Linked DNA regions of Homo sapiens: region 1 is linked to region 2. Evidence: read pairs that join two places in POLR2A ChIA-PET (ENCODE). Cell type or tissue: GM12878. All regions are shown on one strand.

What was found. Peaks named below come from ENCODE experiments on the same cell type or tissue, not always from the same donor. Only the 100,000 strongest peaks of a DNase experiment are listed, where the experiment ranks them.
Region 1: POLR2A ChIA-PET joins it to region 2 with 6 read pairs; 17 of 35 experiments call an interaction of 5 or more read pairs at or near these places.

Annotation. Positions count from the first base shown.
Region 1 is chr12:49,372,516-49,377,515 of GRCh38, forward strand. All of the region lies in intron 2 of SPATS2 (spermatogenesis associated serine rich 2), which reads left to right. Among named protein-coding and RNA genes, the nearest start is that of SPATS2, 7.6 kb to the left of the region's middle. In GM12878, no CTCF peak of the experiment used is centred here; no DNase peak of the experiment used is centred here; H3K4me3 peaks cover 343 bases.
Region 2 is chr12:49,449,795-49,454,794 of GRCh38, forward strand. All of the region lies in intron 2 of SPATS2 (spermatogenesis associated serine rich 2), which reads left to right. Among named protein-coding and RNA genes, the nearest start is that of SPATS2, 85 kb to the left of the region's middle. RefSeq lists an enhancer at 3,375-3,875. In GM12878, no CTCF peak of the experiment used is centred here; a DNase peak (open chromatin) is centred at 2,237; H3K27ac peaks cover 1,969 bases.

The DNA.
Region 1 (5,000 bases), 77 kb before region 2:
TTTGTTATATACAGTTCTTTCCAGTTATGTGCAAATATGAATGATCGTCTTAAGAATGCTCTATATGTTATGTAAAATGCGTCAACATTTTTAGTATACTTTGCTGCCTTTGATTGAAATTTAGGGTACTTTTTTCATTTAAACATGTTTTACATGTATGAGATGCTGCTTACTGCTTACCTTCTGTATCTTCCTGCATTCATTAAAAAAAAAATTTCGTGTCTGCTGTATGCTTTAAATATTTCGAGCGGATACCTGGAATACATAGAATAGAAAGTAAGATTGGTTGAAGTCATTTGGCTCCATTTTCTCTCCCTCCTTGTACAGTATGCAAGCTGTAACATAATACCAAATATAATAGGTTGAAATGGCTGCAGTGAACTGTCTCTTAGGATGAGCCTAGCCTCTCATTTGATTTTCTGTTTTGTGTGTGTGTGTGTGTGTGTGTGTGTGTGTGTGTGTGTGTGTGTGTGTGTGATGGAGTTTTGCTTTTGTCGCCCAGGCTGGAGTGCAATGGCGTGATCTCAGCTCACCACAACCTCCACCTCTCGGGTTCAAGCGATTCTCCTTCGTCAGCCTCCTGAGTAGCTGGGATTACAGGCAAGTGCCACCACGCCCAGCTAATTTTTTGTATTTTTAGTAGAGAGGGGGTTTCTTCATGTTGGTCAGGCTGGACTTGAATTCCCAACCTCAGGTGATCCACCCGCCTCGGCCTCCCAAAGTGCTGGGATTACATGCTTGAGCCACAGTGCCCAGCCTCACATTGCATTTTCTAAATGTTACATGGAAGTTAATTATCCCTGCATCTTGCTTCATGATATTATTGGGTGACATAGTTACTTCAGGCTCATATGCCATTTTCTGGGGGCCTTATAGGAGACTTTGTGAGCCCACACTTACTTTGTAGGTGGTCTGTCTGAAACCCAGTCCAATTGCCATTCAGTTGAATTGAATCTGAAATATTTCTAAAGATTTGATGTTTGTTGGGGGCTGGGCATGGTGGGAGGCCACTTTGACCTCAGTCCTAGCACTTTGAGAGTCCAAGGTGGGAGGATTGCTTCAGACCAGGAGTTTGAGACCAGCTTGGGCAACAGCGAGACCCTGTCTCTGCAAACAATTAAAAAATTAGAGCTGGGCATGGTGGCTCAAGCCTGTAATCCCAGCACTTTGGGAGGCCAAGGTGGGCGGATCATCAGGTCAGGAGTTCTAGACCTGCCTGGTCAATATGGTGAAACCCTGTCTCTAATAAAAATACAAAAATTGGCTGAGCGTGGTGGCATACACCTGTAGTCGCAGCTACTCGGGAGGCAGAAGAATTGCTTGAACCCAGGAAGCAGAGGTTGCAGTGAGCCAAGATCATGCCACTGCACTCCAGCCTGGGCGACACTGCGAGATTCCAACTCTAAATAAATAAATAAATTAGCTGGTCATAGTGGTTGGCGCCTGTAGTCATAGCTTTTCTGGGGAGGATGAGGCAAAAGGATTGCTTGAGCCCAAGAGTTTGAGATTGTAGTGAGCTATGATCATGTCACTGCACTCCAACCTAAACAACAGAGACCCTGTCTCTAAACAATAAAAAAAAAAAATTGAAGTTTATAAATATGTTATTATTTTTTAATTTTTATTTTTTTTGGAAACAGGGTTTTGCTCTGTCACCCAGGCTGGAGTGCAGTGGTGCCATCATAGTTCACTGCGTCCTTGAACTCCTTGAACTCAGGTGATTCTGTCACCTCAGCCTCAGTAGCTAGGACTGCAGGCACACACCATGGCAGTCAGCTAGTTTTAAAATTTTTTGTAGAGACAGGGTCTTGCTTTGTTGCCCAGGCTGGTCTTGAACTTCTGGGTTCAAGCGATCCTCCTGCCCTTGGCCTTCCGAAGTGCTGGGATTACAGGTGTGAGCCACAGTGCCCAGCTCACTTTATTATCTTTAGCCACTGGATATTAAGGATAGGCCAGAAGCCAGCATTTACTCTCCCATGTTCACATCTACCATGGCAGCCTATAGGAATGGGTTCCTGAAATATATACCATCTTCTATACAGATTCTTCAGTAGTTGCAGGCCCTTGAAACATTCTGCAGGGTCTGAGGATATAGATGTTACTTAAAGGTAACTTCTGCAGCCATTGTCCTATGACTAATTTGTGGTTAAGACATAAGTTGAAGGCTGGGTGCGGTGGCTCACGCCTGTAATCCCAGCACTTTGGGAGGCCGAGGCGGGCAGATCACTTGAGGTCAGGAGTTCAAGAGCGGTCTGGCCAACATGGCGAAACCTCATCTCTACTAAAAATACAAAAATTAGCCGGGTGTGTTGGTGCATGCCTGTAATCCCAGTTACTCAGGAGGCTGAGGCAGGAGAATCACTTGAACCTGGCAGGCGGAGGTTGCAGTGGGCCGAGATTGTGCCACTGCATTCCAGCCTGGGAAACAGCGAGGATCTGTCTCAAAAAAAAAAAAAAAAAAAAAAAAAAAGGCATAGGTTGATTGGAGGTTTTGGGGGATCTCCAAGGGTTACACAGGGATTCTTAGCAGTCCAAATCCTATAATAAATAACAACCTTGGATTGCTGGTAAGAAGGATGATTTTTACATTACTTAATTAACAAGATGTATGATTGCAAGTTGTGGAGTGTGTGTGTGTGTGTGTGTGTGTGTGTGTGTGTGTGTGTGTGTGTGTGTGTGTGGTGGTAGTGGTCTTTAGAATTTGCTAAAGGGTATTAGGACGGAGGAGAAGGATGTTTGTGATGAGGCCATTATATGATTGTGAATGAGCCAGGATAGATAAGTAAATATCTTTTGTACTTGAAGATGCTGCCAATGATATTACTTCTTACTGACCTGGATAGGACTGAAAAGACCAATTTGTAAAAGCTGCAGTCTTTCCTATTTTAAATAACTTGCTTTTGTTTTAAGGCTACCCTCTGTAGTTGAGCAGTACTTTTCCTTACATTATCCACTTGGTCTCTGATCATAGCATGTCAGTGTGGTTAGCCCACTGCTGGCTCTTCCTGGCCTACTGTTAAAAATGATTCAAAATGTACATTAGTGTGTGGCAGAAGTGACTCTTCTGCTTACCTTGTTTGGATATCTAGTTACATTTTTATAGTAAATTGCTCTTGTAATCTACCTGCATGTCCTGCAGGAGCCCTTTGTATAGCATGCCTTCATAAGAAGCTTTGTGACATGTGATGAAAACAGTGAAACTCATCTGTAACTAATGTAATGACGGGAAGTTAATGTATTGTAGCTGAATGGTAGGTGGGACATAACACTGCAGATGAAGCCAGCCATGTAGCTTAAACTTCTTTTTTTTTGAGACAGGGTCTTGCTCTGTCTCCTAGGCTGGAGTGCAGTGGCACAATCTTGGCTTACTGCAACCTCCACCTCCCAGGGCTTAAGTGATCCTCCTGCCTCAGCCTCCCAAGTAGCTGGGAATGCAGGTGCTCACCATCTGGTACTGCTAATTTTTAAATAGAGACAGGGTCCAGGCTGGTCTCAAACACCTGGCCTCAAATGATCCTTCTGTCTTGGCCTCCCAAAATGCTTGGATTACAGGCATGAACCACTGCACCTGGCCTGATTTTTTTTTTTTTTTTTTTTTTTTTTTAAGATGGAGTTTCACTCTGTCGCCCATGCTGGAGTGCAGTGGTGCAATCTTGGCTCACTGCAACCTCCGCCTCCCAGGTTCAAGTGATTCTCCTGCCTCAGCCTCCCGAGTAGCTGGGATTACAAGTGCCCGCCACCACGCCCAGCTAATTTTTTGTATTTTTAGTAGAGACGGGGTTTCACCATGTTGACCAGGCTGGTCTTGAACTCCTGACCTCAGGTGATCCGCCTGCCTCGGCCTCCCAAAGTGCTGGGATTACAGGCCTGAGCTATCACGCCCGCCCCTGATTTTTTTTAAGTCAGAGTCTTGCTTCGTCGCTCAAGTTGGAGTGCAGTGATGTGATCATGGCTCATTGCAGCCTCCAGATCCTGGGCTCAAGTGATCCTCCCACCTCAGTCTCCCTAGTAGCTGGGAGTACAGGCTCGTACCACCATGCCCTGCTAATTTTTAAATTTTTTATAGAGACAGGGTCTTGCTATGTTTCCTAGGCTGGTCTTGAATTCCTGGCCTCAAGCAGTCCATTGGCTTTGGCCTCTCAAAGTGCTGAGATTACAGGTGTGAACCATTGTACCTGGCCGGTGTTTTGTTGATTTTTTTTTTTTTTTTTTTTTTTTTTGAGACGGAGTCTCACTCTGTCGCCCAGGCTGGAGTGCAGTGGTGCGATCTCAGCTCCACTGCAACCTCTGCTGTCCGGATTCAAGCAATTCTCCTGCCTCAGCCTCCTGAGTAGCTGGGATTACAGGCTCCTGCCACTGTGCCTGGCTAATTTTTGTATTTTCAGTAGAGACAGGTTTCACCATCTTGGCCAGTTTGGTCTTGAACTCCTGACCTTGTGATCCGCCTGCCTTGGTTTCCCAAAGTGCTGGGATTACAGGCATGAGCCACCTCACCCAGCCCAGTGTTTCGTTAATCTTATCAGCACACAGGAGGTTTTCTTTCTTCTTTTTTTTGTTCATCTAGAATATACACACTGAATACACTAGGTTTGTTGAAATGTCTAATTTCTTAAGTTGATAATGCTTTAAACAAAGCTTAGTTGGTTAATGTTTTTCACCTCTGTTATTACTCAAAGGTTGTATTGTATCTAGGAATTTTAAAAGTTGATATTTGGCATTTGTCATTAGCCTACCAGTCCATAATGTTATGATGATCCTATAAATTAGACTATAGGATATTATTATATGATATTATTGTAATTTGGGAGCACAGGGAACAATGCGTAACAACGACTACTAAATGTGTGTTCGGTCTCTAGCCTGATGAAAAAGCTTCTGAAAAAAGGAAGGATATTTGATACTTTCATCCTGATTACTTGTTACCTGAAATCTTAACATTTCAGCAACATTAAGTAGGATTATATTCAATTTTTATATGATTACATTTTTCATTGGGCAGT
Region 2 (5,000 bases):
CAGTTATCTCCACCTGTCCCCACCCTTGACACATGGGGATTATTACAATTCAAGGTGAGATTTGGGTGGGGACACAGCCAAACCATATCAATCAGTTATTGAGAGTGGGATACTTAAGTCTTTATCATTTGTTGAACTCTTTATTCTTTCTGTCAATTTTTGCTGCATGTATTTTAGGTCTTATTGTTTGGTGGATATATATTTATAATTCTGTTTCTGATGTCATGACTCTCTTATAATATGATTTCTCTCTGTCTCTAATAATACCATTTTATCTGATACTAAGCCCTTTTTTTATTGGTTTGCATGATATATCTTTTTTCATTCTTTTACTTTCAATCTCTCTGTGTTTGAATCTATGGTGTGTTTTTTGTAGATGGCATACAGTTGGATCTTGTTTTTCCAGCCACTCTAACAATTTCTGTCTTTTGAGTGGAGTCTTTTTTTTTTAAATTTTATTTATTTATTTTTTTGAGATGGAGTCTCGCTCTTTTGCCCAGGCTGGCGTGCAGTGGCACCATATCGGCTCACTGCAAGCTCCACCTCCTGGGTTCACGCCATTCTCCTGCCTCAGCCACAGCTGGGACCACAGGCGCCCGACACCATGCCTGGTTAATTTTTTGTATTTTTTAGTAGAGACGGGGTTTCACTGTGTTAGCCAGGATGGTCTTGATCTCCTGACCTCATGATCCGCCCGCCTCGGCCTCCCAAAGTGCTGGGATTACAGGCGTGAGCCACCGCGCCTGGCCGAGTGGAGTCTTTTTTTGAGACGGAGTTTCACTCTTGTTGCCCAGGCTGGAGCGCAATGGCGTGATCTTGGCTCACTGCAACCTCTGCCTCCCAGGTTCAAGCGATTCTCCTGCCTCAGCCTCCTGAGTAGCTGGCATTACAGGCATGCGTCACCATGCCCAGCTAATTTTTGTATTTTTAGTAGAGATAGGGTTTCTCCATGTTGATCAGGCTGGTCTCAAACTCCTGACCTCAGGTGATCCACCTGCCTTGGCCTCCCGAAGTGCTGGAATTACAGGCGCAAGCTACTGTGTCAGCCTATTTTTTGTTTTGTTTTGTTTTGTTTTTTGTTTTTTTTTTCTTGAGATGATGTCTCACTCTGTTGCTCAGGCTAGAGTGCAGTTACACGATCTCGGCTCGCTGGAACCTCTGCCTCCTGGACTCAAGTGATTCTCCTGCCTCAGCCTCCCGAGTAACTGGGATTACAGGCGCCCACCACTGTGCCCAGCTAATATTTTTTGTATTTTTAGTAGAGATGGGATTTTACCATGTTGGCTAGGCTGGTCTCTAACTCCTGACCTCAGGTGATCCACCTGCCTCAGCCTCCCAAAGTGCTGGGGTTACAGGTGTGAGCCACCATGCCCGGCCAGGTATTTGTTTTTTTGTGTATCTTTTGGCTTTTTCTGTTTGTTTGTACCTCTTTTATTGCCTTATTTTGTGTTTAATAGTTTTTTTAAGCGTATGATTATTTTATTGCTTTTGTCTTTTGTTTTTACTATTTTTCAGTTGTTTTCTTAGTACTTGTCTGGTCATTATAATAAGCATCTTATAGCCCAATTTAACTAAATTAATGCTAATTTAATTCTGTAATATAGCTTCTTTCTCCTTTTATGCAATTGTTTTCATGTTTATTATATCTATATTTGCTATAAACCTAATAATTCAGTATTGTTATTAATCTTGTATTACATAAAACAGTAATAATTAGTTGAATTCTTTTTAAAAATTTAAGAGAAGGAAGTTAAAAAATACATACTTTAGTTAAATTATTTTCAGTAGAAACAGGGTCTTGCTGTGTTGCCCAGGCTGGCCTTGGCCTCCCAAACTGTTGGGATTACAGGCGTGAGCCATTGCACCTGGCCAAAAATACATACGTTATATGTACCTACATATTTGCTTTTCCTAGTGCTCTTTCTTTGGGTACAGTCGGGTTACCATCTGATGTCATTTTGCCTTTCAACTTGAGAGACTTCCTTTGGAATTTCTTGTAAGTCAGGTTTGCAAGCAATGGATTCTCTGTAAGTCTTTGAAATGTCTTTATTTCACCTTCATTTTTGAAAGATAGCTTTGCTAGATATCAAATTCTTGGTTGCTGGTTTTTTCTTTTAGCACTTTGAATGTCATTTCTTGCCTTCTGGCTTCTTTTGCTTCTGATGAGAAGTCAGCTGTTAATGTTGCTTCCCTGTACATGATGAAGTATTGTTTTCATTTTTGTTCTTGCTGCTTTCAAGATCTTCTGGTTTTGGCTTTAATCAGTTTCACTATGATATGTCTAGATGTGGATCTCTTTGTGTGTATTGCAGCTATAATTCATTGAGCTTCCTGACTCTGTAGATACATTTAAAAAAAATCAAGTTGCAAATTGTTTTTGGTCACCATTTTTGTCCTCTTTCACATCACTTCTTCTGGGGCTTCTAATTTGTGTATAGTGGTATACTTGACATTGTTCCACACATTTCTGAGACTGTTTTACTTTTTAAAAAATTTTTACTTTTTGTTTGTTAATGTTTAAGAGATAGGGTCTTGCCTTGCTGCTCAGACTCATGGCTGATTGCAACCTTGACCTTCTGAGCTCAAGCCATCCTCCTACCTTAGCCTCCCAAGTAGCTGGGGCTACAGGCATGCGCCACCACACCTGGCCGATTTTTAATTTCTTATAGAGACAGCGTCTCACTGTGTTGCTTAGGCTGGTCTTATACTCCTGGCCTCAAGCGATACTCCAACCTGGCCTCCCAAAATGCTGGAGTTATAGGCATGAGCCACTGCACCTGGCTTGTATTTCTTCATTGTTTTTTCTCCCATTTCTTCAAGTTAGATAATTTCTCTTGTCCTTTCTTCAAGTTTTCTGATTTTTTTCTTCCACTCTAGTATTCATCTTCAGAATTTTGATTTGGTTGTCTTTTTTTATTTTCCAAATTTATTTGTGCCCTGTTTATATCATGGTTCTCTTTATTTTTTATTTTTTTTTAACCGTGGTTCTCTTTAAAAATAATTTCTATCTCTTCGTTAAGATTTTCTTTTTGTTTGAGGCATTGTTCTACTATTTTTTTTAGTCCTTTAAAGAAATTTGGAGGCCGGGCGCAGTGGCTCACGCTTGTAATCCCAGCACTTTGGGAGGCCGAGGCGGGCGGATCACGAGGTCAGGAGATCGAGACCATCCTGGCTAACACGGTGAAACCCCGTCTCTACTAAAAATACAAAAAAAATTAGCCGGACGTGATGGCGGGCGCCTGTAGTCCCAGCTACTCGGGAGGCTGAGGCAGGAGAATGGCATGAACCCGGGAGGCGGAGCTTGCAGTGAGCCAAGATTGCGCCACTGCACTCCCACCTGGGCTGCACAGAGCGAGACTCCGTCTCAAAAAAAAAAAAAAAAAGAAATTTGGAGTCTGTTTGCGAAGTGTAGCATTTGGGCCTACTCGGGGGCATTTCCAACTCCATGTGGTTGTTTTTTCACATGCCTTTGGGTCACACTTTGCTGCATTTTTGAATATCTCATAACTTTTTGTTGAAACTGGACATTTTAGCTACTATATTGTAGCAACTTTGATTTCTGGATTTTTCCTCCTTCTGAGGGTTTTCGTTGCTTTATTGTTTTTATTTTTTAAGTAACTTTCCTGGACTAAATCTGTGGAATCTTTTTCTCACTGTGGTATGTGGCTGCTGGTTGCTGATGTCTCTGCTCAGTTTTTATACATATTTTTTAAATTATTATTTAAAATCAATTTGGGCTGGGCTCAGTGCTTCAGGCCTGTAATCCTAACACTTTGTGAAGTCAGGGCAGGAGGATTGCTTGAAGCCAAGGGTTTAAGACCAGCCTGGGCAACATAGTGAGACCCTGTCTCTGCAAAAAATAAAAGAAGTTAGCTGGGTGTGGTGGTATGTGCCTGTAGTTGCAGCCACCTAGCAGGCTAAGACAGAAGAATCGCTTGAGCCCAGGAGTTTGAGGTTGCAGTGAGCTATGATCGTGCCACTCCCTGGGCAACGGAGGAAGACCCTGGCTCTAAAAAAGACAAAATCCAAGCACGGGACACAGAATTGCAGCAAATAGCATTCTTTTTTTTTTTTTTTTTTTTTTTTGAGACGGAGTCTTGCTCTGTCACCCAGGCTGGAGTGCAGTGGCATGATTTCAGCTCACTGCAAGCTCCACCTCCCAGGTTCACACCATTCTCCTGCCTCAGCCTCCCGAGTAGCTGGGACTACAGGCTCCCGCCACCATGCCCAACTAACTTTTTTGTATTTTTAGTAGAGACAGGCTTTCACTGTGTTAGCCAGGATGGCCTTGATCTCATGACCTCGTCATCCGCCCGCTTCGGCCTCCCAAAGTGCTGGGATTACAGGCACGAGCCACTGCACCTGGCCGCGAATAGCATTTTTATAAGTAGCTAACCAGACATTCGAACTTCCACCCTTCTTTGTGACAGCTGAGGTCACTAGTGAACTCTGCTTCCAAGTACTCCTGCAAAGTACACCACAAGCCTGTCTATATTCTCAAGCCATCCGCTTCAGTTCATATGACCACACTTGCATGTCAGCAACAGAAGAGAACACACATCATACAGCATTTACAGCAGTGGACAAAGAGGTAGGGGAAATGCAAGTATTGGTTCATTTAATACATTCAACTAATGTGGGCTATCTAAGAACAAAACTCACTTAAAGTCTTTCAACAGATGTAGATGTTCTTTGAATGCAAAAAACATTCATACATCATTTGCTGTTATTGCTGTCTGCATACCCTCTCACCAAAGCTTCAGGATTGAGAGACACATATCACCAAGTTTAAAAATATCCATTATGGATCAGGCGTGGTGGCTCATGCCTGTCATCCCAGCACTTTGGGAGGCTGAGGCAGGAGGATTGCTTCGGCCTAGGAGTTAGAGACCAGACTGGGCAACATGGTGAAACCCTGTCTCTACAAAAGATAAAAAAATTAGCCAGGCATGGTGGTATGCGCCTGTAGCCGTGACTCAGGAGGCTGAGGTGGGAGGATC